Regions from separate parts of the Homo sapiens genome. Here region 1 is linked to region 2. A link is a contact called in ENCODE Hi-C or POLR2A ChIA-PET data. All regions are on one chromosome and are shown on one strand. Each heading gives the region's core, a stretch centred on a gene start or an enhancer-like site at or near the end of the contact. The rest is flanking DNA. Distances are from core to core; before and after follow the strand shown.

Region 1 (5,071 bases), core at 2,565-5,064, 510 kb after region 2:
CATCACACTGCTGACTCAGATGAGGTACCTAAGGTATCCTAAGTCTTTCCACACATACTTTTGAGCCACTTTCCTTTCCACCCAATTCTTCCTCCAATTTGTTTTTAAACTGACATGTAGAAATTTAACATTTAGGTTTCATACTGTTTTATCCACTGCACAAACTTTGCAATCCTTCTGTGTATGTGCTTGGTTATTAAATATATTTATAAAACCTCTTAAGTCTCAGCATATTTCATCCATATTAATGCAAGAACATTAAAAGGAATTAGACAGAAGGCAGTTAACTGTGGCAAGTTACTCAAAACGTTCCTAATTTCAAAGACGTGAACCTGAACCAATTAAGCAATGCAAAAAACAAAGAGGAAAATCTATAGGGCAACAGCTCTGATCAGGCCTTTTTCCAAACAGTTGGTATTTCATCCGGATGGACTCCCACTTACTTAGGCACAAAAGAAGCGGGGACTCCATTGGCCACCAGGGGCTCAAATGCTGAATGTCCACTGCCACTGCTATCATGGCGCCTGCGACAAATCAAAAAAGTCTCAATGAAATGACATGACTTTTTTTGTCCCTTTAAAGTGTATTCTCATATTTCTGGGACCTTATACTATCTCTATGGAGCACAGATTCCATGATAGACCAGAAAATGGTTGTTTAAAATCCCTAAGCTTCTGAAAGGTAAATTTTTTTTTTTTCAGACAGAGTTTCGCTCTTGTTGCCCAGGCTGGAGTGCAATAGCACGATCTTGGCTCACTGCAACAAACCTCTGCCTCCTGGGTTCAAGCGATTCTCCTGCCTCAGCCTCCAGAGTAGCTGGGACTACAGGTATGCACCACCACACCTGGCTAATTTCTTAATTTTTTGTAGAGGCGAGGTCTCACTATGTTGCCCAGGCTGGTCTTGAGCAACTGGGCTCCAGCGATCCTCCCATCTTGGCCTGTCAAAGTGTTAGGAGTACAAGCGTGCAGCACCACACCCAGCCTTATAAAATGGTGTTTCCCTCAAGAGTCCCATGAGAGCAGGGATTTTGTCTTGTCCACCGCTCTATCCATAGCACTTGGAGTAGGGTCCCATACACAGTGGGTGCTCAATAAATGCTCAGCCACTTCAACTTCCTTTCTTTCTATACTTAGAAAACTATTTATTTATTCCATTTTCATTAGCTTATTCTATAAACCACATAAGGATTTTTTTTTTTTGGAGACAGTCTCGCTTTGTCACCCAGGCTGGAGTATGGTGGCAGTCTCAGCTCACTGCAACCTCCGCCTCCTGGGTTCAAGCAATTCTCCTGTCTCAGCCTTCCGAGTAGCTGGGATCACAGGCGCCCACCACCACATCCAGCTAATTTTTGAATTTTTAGTAGAGATGGGGTTTCACCATGTTGGCCAGGCTGGTCTCGAACTCCTGACCTCAGGTGATCCACCCGTGTCGGCCTCTCAAAGTGCTGAGATTACAGGCCTGAGCCACCTTGCCCTGCCAGGAAATTGGTTTTAACCTCATTACTGATAAATCTACCAAACTCTAGTTTTCATTTTTCTTTCACAAGCATTTCCTTCAGCACAATTAAGACACTGGAACATGGAACTGGTGGTTACCCAAGTAACTGAACACCACAAAATTCCGACGGGAAGACTTAGAGCCTTCTTTCTTGAAAATAAACTTTAACACATTTCTACAAAAGTATGAGGGTAGCGTGGCTAATAGCAGTCAGCTTATCTCTACTACTCACGGAAAAGGTAAATTACAACATCGATCTAACCTGTGCCTTGAAAAGAGCAGCATTAAAACCCTTGTTATTAGATTCCTCCATGTAAGCCAAAGAAGGGGGCCTACGAAGGCTCATAAACTGGAGATGGCCTCTGTATCTATATGGGAATGTCTACATCTCATCCCATAGGAGTCCAAGCGCGAAACCGGCTTAGTACTCTCCTGAGCCTGTTACCTTCTTTTATTTTCCTGGCCATCAAGGAATATTTGGTCTTCTTCCTCCACTGTCCTTTTCTTCTCCTTCTCTTTGAGGGCACTCAGTACTGTCTCCTTTGCACATGGGTCTGGGGCGTTACTTGATGGTGAGGACAGTGTTGAGCTGATTATCTGCTCTGGTCTACAATGAAAGACAAGATTCTAGCTGTAAGATATTTTAATTCCCATGCCATATAGCACAGACTTCAGAAACAAGAAATCAGAAGCTAACCAACAGGCCAAAGTATAATTTATACACTCACAGCAGTTCCCGTTAGCAAGTAAAGCTACTTTTTCGTTAAGAGCAAAAAGTGAAAAACAAAAGGGTTTACTAGAATTTGGTATTTCTCATCAAATAAGCAGCTTCGTCCTTTCTTTTCTGCGTTGTAGTCATGTCATAGGAACAACTGGAGAAGAATAAAGTGGACACGAAAAGGGAGAGTATTCTTCCAACGATAATACTCACATCGCAGAACGCGAAAATCTTCTGTCAGGAGGGGCGATCCTCACAGTCACTGGGCTACACACCATCCTGGAGTTGCGAGGGGACAGCACAGCCTTCTTGTGATAACCATTCCAGCACACGGTGGGAAGTACCCCCAGACAGGAATACTGGGCCTGATGGATCGGATAGCGTCTTCTAGGTGTTATTACAAACCGATTTGGTAAAGTCCCACAATCCCTGCAGAGAATGCGAGACAAATCACGGAACCAAAGCAAAAAAGAATGTCAAATTTTTAAACGGTTAAAAACCCACCAGTTCAGACATTTTCCAAAGAACTTAAGTCTCTTTCTAAGCAACACAGAACACGGTGTTTTTATGGCAACTTTCCCTTATTCCATCTAAGGCCAGAGAGTGACAGCTGCTTAACAGCTGTCTCAACAATGGATTTCAACAGTTTGAGAGGGAAAATCTAAATCTAGACTACATCTAGGCTGCACTAAAATTCGAGGAGTTTTTAGAACTGGAAAGAAGAGAATCGTTTTGGCAACACAACATCTCATTCCAAGAGTCAGAGGCCAGGAGACAGCTGGCACACACCAAGGTGTTAAGGAGGGCAAAACCACACACAATCCCCTTGGGACTTGATGAAAAAGCAAATCGGATTTAAAAGTCAAGTCCTCGATTTCAAGCCAGCCGAGCCAGAGGATGATCTGACAAAATCAGCGCATCTTACCGTGGGGAAGGCCTCCTGGAGGGTCGGAGAAGAGGAGTGGGCAGAGAGGGGTAAACGTGGTGAGCGCGATGGGTCGGCGGGGAGGGCGGGGGGGAGCGCGGCGGTGGGGAGCGCGGCGGTGGGGAGCGCGGCGCCGGGCGGGCAGGTGGGCGGCGGCCAGGCCTATCCCGCAGGTCCTGGCCCTCCGGAGCGGCGGCGGGCTGCGGCGGCCCGGGCTTGCCCAGGTAACTGCCCATGAGTAGCAGTTCCGCAGGGTCAGGTCCTTCGAGCAGGGTCCGCGGCTCTAGGAGGTTTCCGTTGGCTGTCGACTTGGCCAGAGGCGAAGCGAACAGTGTTCGCCGATGACGCGCCTTCCGAACGAAGGAGGACAAGGGGCGCCGATGACGCGCCTTCCGAACGAAGGAGGACAAGGGGCGCGAACCTCGGGGCTCGCGGCTCAGTCCCCACCAGGCCGCGGTAGCCCCCACGGTCAGCCAGGCCAGTGCAGCCGCAGCCGGCACGAGGTACAGTAAGAGGCCAACCAGCGACAGGCCCAGGAGCACCGCCCTGGCCGGCCCGCCGCAGCCCCGGCCCCGGCCGTCCCTGACACTCGCTATGGGCCGCCGCCGCTCGCCTGCTCCAGCCGCCGCAGCCGCCGGAGACATCGCGGCTCCGCGCCGCGGAGGAGACTTAAATATCCCAGCGTGCACCGCGCCGCGCGTCGCGTCATCGCGCGCCCTCTACGTCATGCGCGCGCGACTCCGGGAGACGCTACCGCCCGGCAGCGCCCGAGACCCAACTGGTTTGGAAAATGCCGCCTGCCTTTAACGCCTGTTTCTGACTCTTGAGGTTTTCCGCGTGGCTCCCAGCGCCACATCCATCCGGAGGCGATCCCGTGGAAGGATCGCGTCCAAGATAAAAGGGCCCGAGACCTATGCTTACGTAATTCCTAATCCGTGATCTTTTATGGGGGCTGAATTCCCCTCCAGCACAGCCTGTTACCAGGTACTTTTCACAAACGCTACTAGCGGTTGTGAGTCCCTCCCCCCTCCATTTCTATGTTACAAATTGAAAACGTGGGACGATTACCTACCAAATTTCACATCATGGCCCAGATATCGGGTGGATTTTGTGGCTCTGTGATCGACTTATACCTATGCTAAAGTTAACGGTCTGAGAAGGTAGATTAGTGGTTGCCTAGGGCTAGGGAGTGGGTTTGGGGGTGGGGAATAGAAAGTGACTGGTCATGGTTATAGGCTTTTTTGTAGCACCATAAAGATAGTTTAAAATTAGATTGTGGTGGTGATTGCACCACCCTATGATTTGCATGGTATGTGAATTATATCTTAATAAAGCTGTTTAAAAAGTCTGGTAGTCTGCCAATACACTTTGGTGTAGTTCAGTTTCCTCAGCCATTCATTCATTGATTTATTCATTCCATTGTTTATGTACATTAAAGAGATTAAGGGGGAAAATATAGGATCTCTGATCTTTAGAAACTGTTTAGTTAGGAAGATGTGTAAGTAGAAGATTGCAATTCAGGCCGGGCGCGGTGGCTCACGCCTGTAATCCCAGCACTTTGGGAGGCCGGGGTGGGCGGATCACAAGGTCAGGAGATCGAGACCATCCTGGCTAACATGGTGAAACCCCGTCTCTAATAAAAATACCAAAAAAAAAAAACTTAGCCGGGCGTGCCGCCTGTAGTCCCAGCAACTTGGGAGGCTGAGGCAGGAGAATGGCGTGAACTCGGGAGGCGGAGGTTGCAGTGAGCCGAGATTGCGCCACTGCACTCCAACCTGGGCGACAGACCGAGACTCCGTCTCAAAAAAAGAAAAAAAAATTGCAATTCAGTGTTATCAGTGTGATAACAGGAAAAAAAAATAAGAAGGCCAGGCGCGGTGGCTCGTGCCTGAATTCCAGCACTTTGGAAGGCCGAGGTGGGCGGATCA
Region 2 (4,689 bases), core at 710-3,209:
GCAAGACCACGGTGGGAGCCTTATAGTGGCAGTGCGTGCCACGTCCGTAGCTCCCGGGGGCGCGGCAGGCCTTGGCCCGGGCCCGGCCAGCTGCTATCTTGCGGTAGCACAGGCTCTGCCAGGTCTGGAAAGTCTTGGAGCTCCACACCCAGACGCCGCTGGTGATCCCCACCACCAGTGACATGAAAATTTTGAGCATGAAGACCGCCACGGTGGGCACCGAGCCCCCTGGCAGCGAGCAGTCCCTCCGGCCTCCGGGCCCCGCGGCCGCTGCGCATGGCTGCTCTGTGGCCCGAAGGCGCCAGAAGTCCATGTTGAGGCGTTCGTAGACATAGCAAACGATGACGCAGGTGGCGGGCACCGTGTAGAGGATGGAGAAGACCCCGATCTTGACCATGAGCTTCTCCAGCTTCTCTGTGTTGGTGCCGCCCGTCTTCATGATCTTGCGGATGTGGAAGAGGGCCACGAAGCCGGTCAGGAGGAAACTACTGCCCAGCACCAGGTAGCCAGAGAGGGGCACCAGCACGAAGCCCGTGAGCGCTGCTGCATCCGTGCTGGCCACGTAGCAAAGCCCAGTCAGCTCATCACCCGCCACCTTGCGCAGGGTCAGGATGACGATGGTCTTGAGCGCGGGCAGGCCCCAGGCAGCCATGTGGAAATAGCTGCCGTGGGCCTCGATGGCCTCGTGGCCCCATTTCTTCCCGGCAGCCAGGAACCAGGTGAGCGTCAGGACCACCCACCAGAGCGAGCTGGCCATGCCGAAGTAGTAGAGCAGTAGGAAGACCAGCGTGCAGCCCGTGTTCTCCAGGCCCTCCTGGATCACGTAGAGCGCGCCCGCCTCCTGGTCACAGGCCACGCTCTGCGCTCCGGCCACCGCACGGATCAGGAAGGCCAGCGAGTAGACGTTGTAGCACATGGAGAGGAAGATGATGGGGCGCTCGGGGTACTGGAAGCGGTGGGGCTCCAGCAAGAAGGTGAGCACAGTGAAGGCGGTGGAGAAGAAGCACAGCGCCGACCACACGGCCATCCAGACCAGCGCGAAGTCCTTGTCGCGCCGGGACCAGAACACCTCGACGCCGGGCCCGCAGCGCGGTGCGCACGAGCGGCTCTTCTCCACGTACTGGAACTTCTCGGGGTTCTCGCAGGTGCCACTGCCGCCCGCGCCCGGGCCCAGGTCTCCGGGAGGGCGCGCGGGCCGCGGCGCCACGGGCAGCATGCCCAGGCCCTTGTGGGGCTCCGCGGGGCCGGCCGTGGCGTTCTCGGGCGCCTCCATGCACAGCGCGTGCGGGTCGTTGCGCGTGGGCAGCCGGGCGCAGTCGAGCGAGTCCGGCCAGCCGAAGTTGAACTGCTCCATGATGGGCGCGCAGCGCAGGCGCGCCTGCTCGCACATGGGCCGGCAGGCGGGAATGGGCGTCGAGACCTGGTCGGTGCACATGGGCGCGTAGAGCGAGCACAGGAAGAAGCGCAGGTGGCTGTGGCAGCCGTACTGCACCAGCGGCGCGAACTCCGCTAGCTCGGCAGCCGCCTCGCCCTGCGACGTGTGGCCCAGCAGGTTGGGCATGCGGGTCAGGTTGTAGCCGATGCCGCGGCACATGGGGATCTCCACCGCCTGGCACGGCGCAGCCCCGCGCCCGCGCTCCGGGTCGAAGCGGCCGATCTCCAGTGCCGCGCCGCCCGCCGCCAGCAGCTGCCACAGCAGCAGCGCCCCCCGCAGAGGCGCCACGGCCATCCCGGGAGGCCCGGGCCGAAGGCGGGAGCGCGGCCCCGGCTCACTCGGGCTCAGCGGTCCCGCGCCCCGGTGCCTGCCCGCCACGTCGCGGGGCGCGGGCCATCGCTGAGCCGCCCACGTGTGTCCGGGCGCCCTGGGCAGCGAGCGGGCAGCCGCCCGAGGGACAGGAGCCGCCGAGCCCGCCTAGCCGCCACCGCCGCTGCCACCGGAGCCGCCGCTGAGCCAGAGCCGGCGCAACCTCCCGGGGCCGAGGCTACCAGCCCCCGGGGCGGGGCTCCGGGAGGACACGCCCAGGGACACGCCTCCCACTGGGCTTTAAAGGCGCCGCGTCTCCCGGCCACGCGGAGCACGGGGTGGGGCCGGGCCTGGTGGGTGTCCGCCCGCTTGCCCTCCGCTTACACTCGGTTTCTTCCCTTCCCTTGCTGCCTGGGAGAGGCTGCGGGAAGTCCCCGTACCCACACTCTCAGACTGGGTCGCCTCATTTTACTCTAGGAGGGAGACTTTTTTTTTTTTTTTTTTTTTTTTGAGACGGAGTTTTGCTCTTGTCGCCCAGGCTGGAGTGCAGTGGCGCGATATCGGCTCACTGCAACCTCCGCCTCCCGGGTTCCAGCGATTATCCTGCCTCAGCCTCCCGAGTAGCTGGGATTACAGGCTCCTGCCACCACGCCCCTCTAATTTTTTGTATTTTTAGTAAAGACGGGGTTTCACCATTTTGGCCAGGCTGGTCTCGAACTCCTGACCTCAGGTGATTCACCTGCCTCGGCCTCCCAAAGTGCTGGGATTAGAGGCTTGAGCCACCGCGCCCAGCTGGAAGACTTTTTATTTTTATTTTTAATTGTTATTTCTTTTTAGAGACAGGGTCTCTCTGTGTCGCCCAGGCTGGAGTCCAGTGGAACGACCATAGTTCACTGCAGCCTCCATCTCCCGGGCTCAAGCGACCTTCCCGCCTCAGCCACCAGAGTAGCTGGGATTACAGGTGGGCACCACCACTCCCGGCTAATTTTAAAATGTTTTTGTAGAGACAGGGTCTCACTATGTTACCCAGGCTGGTCTTGAACTCCTGGGCTCAAGGGATGCTCCCGCTTCTGCCTCCCAAAGTGCCGGGATTACAGGCGTGCTCCACCGTGCCCGGCCAGGGGAGACCATTTCTAAGGCTTCCCACGTGTGGAAGTCTGCCTTGTACCCAGTGGCAGCTCAAATACAGCGTCTGCCTCTCCCCTCAGTGTATGTGACTTGGGGCTCCTCTCTGAGCCTCAGCTTGCTTTTCTGTAATGCAGGCAGATAATCCTACTGTTAAAATCAACAGTTCTGCCAGGCGCAGTGGCTCACCCCCACCCCCATCTTGCCCCATCAGCCTGGGCAACATAGTGAGACCTCGTCTCTAATAAAGAAAAAAAAATAGCTTTTTTTTTTTTGAGATGGAGTTTCGCTCTTGTCGCCCAGGCTCATCTCATCGCCCAGGAGTGCAATGGTGCGATCTTGGCTCACTGCAACCTCCGCCTCCCGGGTTCAAGCAATTCTCCTGCCTCAACCTTCCAAGTAGCTGGGATTACAGGCGCCCACCATCACTCCCGGGTAATTTTTGTACTTTTAGTAGAGACAGGGGTTTCACCATGTTGGCCAGGCTGGTCTCGAACTCCTGACCTCAGGTGATCCATCCACCTCGGCCTCCCAAAGTGTTGGGATTACAGGCATGAGCCACGGTGCCTGGCCTGAAAAAAAAAAAAAAGAAAAAAAAAAAAAGAAAATCAACAACACGTGTTGGGCACCTGAATCTGATCGATCACACTTCATACTTGCCCTTATTGTATCTTCTCAGCAATCCAAGAATGCTACGTTATCCTTATTTCCCAGGTGGGGAAACTGAGTCTCAGAGAGGAATGACATACCCAAGGGCATAGAGCTACTAAGTGTTCCATTTGTGATTGTCTGTTCCGGAACCCATACCCATTTCACAAGGCCACCGTGCTCCTCTGGGGAGTGTCGCCATCACCCTCTCACCTCTCTCTAGGCTGCCCCCTTGAGACTCCTGGGACCCGCTTAGAAACTGCCATGGTTCCTGGGTAGCTCTGTGGGTGAAATCCAAGTGCCACCGGCAGGCCACACAAGGGGCAAGGGGCCCTGATCTGGGACTCTTTAGAGAAGGCCATCCCCCTTTCACCCAACTGTTCCTATTCTCTTGGCCTGGAAACACCTGGAGGACTCAGAATGTTTCACATGAGCACTTAGTACTGTTTCATGTGAGCACTTAGCATCGTTTCATGTGAGCACTTAGTACTGTTTCACGTGAGCACTTAGCATCATTTCACGTGAGCACTTAGCATCGTTTCATGTGAGCACTTAGTACTGTTTCACGTGAGCACTTAGCACTGTTTCACATGAGCACTTAGTACTGTTTGACGTGAGCACTTAGTACTGTTGCACGTGAGCATTTAGCACTGTTTCATACGAGCACTTAGTACAGGGCTAGGCACCCTGGCTGAGCCCAGGGATGGTGAGTGAATGAATGAGTGAGTAACCTAGAACTTCAGGGAGGCACAGAAACTGACCGAGGACCTGTTGTGAGCCTCCTGGGCTCTGGGCCAGGGATTTTACAGTGATCATTTGTTCACCCTCATCACAGTGCTACAAGGAATCCCGTACCCATATACAGATGAGAAATTGAGGCTTAGCAAACTCAAATATTTGCCCAGGATTACGCAGCTCGTAAGGGTCAAGATTGGCATCCAGGCTCCTCCATTGCAAGAGGCTGCCTGTTAACACCACCAGAGGCAGGACACCAGCCCAGCCGGCCCAGCTCAGCCACACCTGCCTGCACTAGAGCCTGGCCTGTGGTAGGGACTTGGGAAGGAGTCAGCAGTGGTGGTGGCAATGGTGAGAAAATGGGGCCATCATTTCCCACACATCCCTGTAATTAGTACTCTGCTACCCTTAGAGCTGTGCTGGAGCAGGGAGGGGAC

What was found. Hi-C counts contacts between places; a loop is a spot of excess contacts on that map. ChIA-PET counts read pairs that join two places held with the same protein, here RNA polymerase II (POLR2A). Pooled maps may share reads with other maps.
Region 1: a loop to region 2 is called in a pooled map, with 4 times the contacts of the local background. The contact joins the promoter of POM121 here to the promoter of FZD9 in region 2. A Hi-C loop is called at or near these places in 1 of 168 maps with a recorded cell type or tissue (heart left ventricle), 2 of 37 single-sample maps with no recorded cell type and 3 of 50 pooled maps. POLR2A ChIA-PET finds 5 or more read pairs at or near these places in 1 of 52 experiments (naive thymus-derived CD8-positive, alpha-beta T cell).

Annotation. Positions count from the first base shown.
Region 1 is chr7:72,923,838-72,928,908 of GRCh38, reverse strand. POM121 (POM121 transmembrane nucleoporin) reads right to left here and starts at 3,814. Exons shown (of 13, transcript NM_001387691.1): 1 at 3,144-3,814; 2 at 2,432-2,647; 3 at 1,946-2,107; 4 at 444-524. The coding sequence starts at 3,787. RefSeq lists enhancers at 1,473-2,672, 3,106-3,666, 3,667-4,228 and a silencer at 3,620-3,729.
Region 2 is chr7:73,431,048-73,435,736 of GRCh38, reverse strand. FZD9 (frizzled class receptor 9) reads right to left here and starts at 1,959. Exons shown (of 1, transcript NM_003508.3): 1 at 1-1,959. The coding sequence starts at 1,729. RefSeq lists silencers at 24-318, 1,857-2,146 and an enhancer at 1,267-2,140.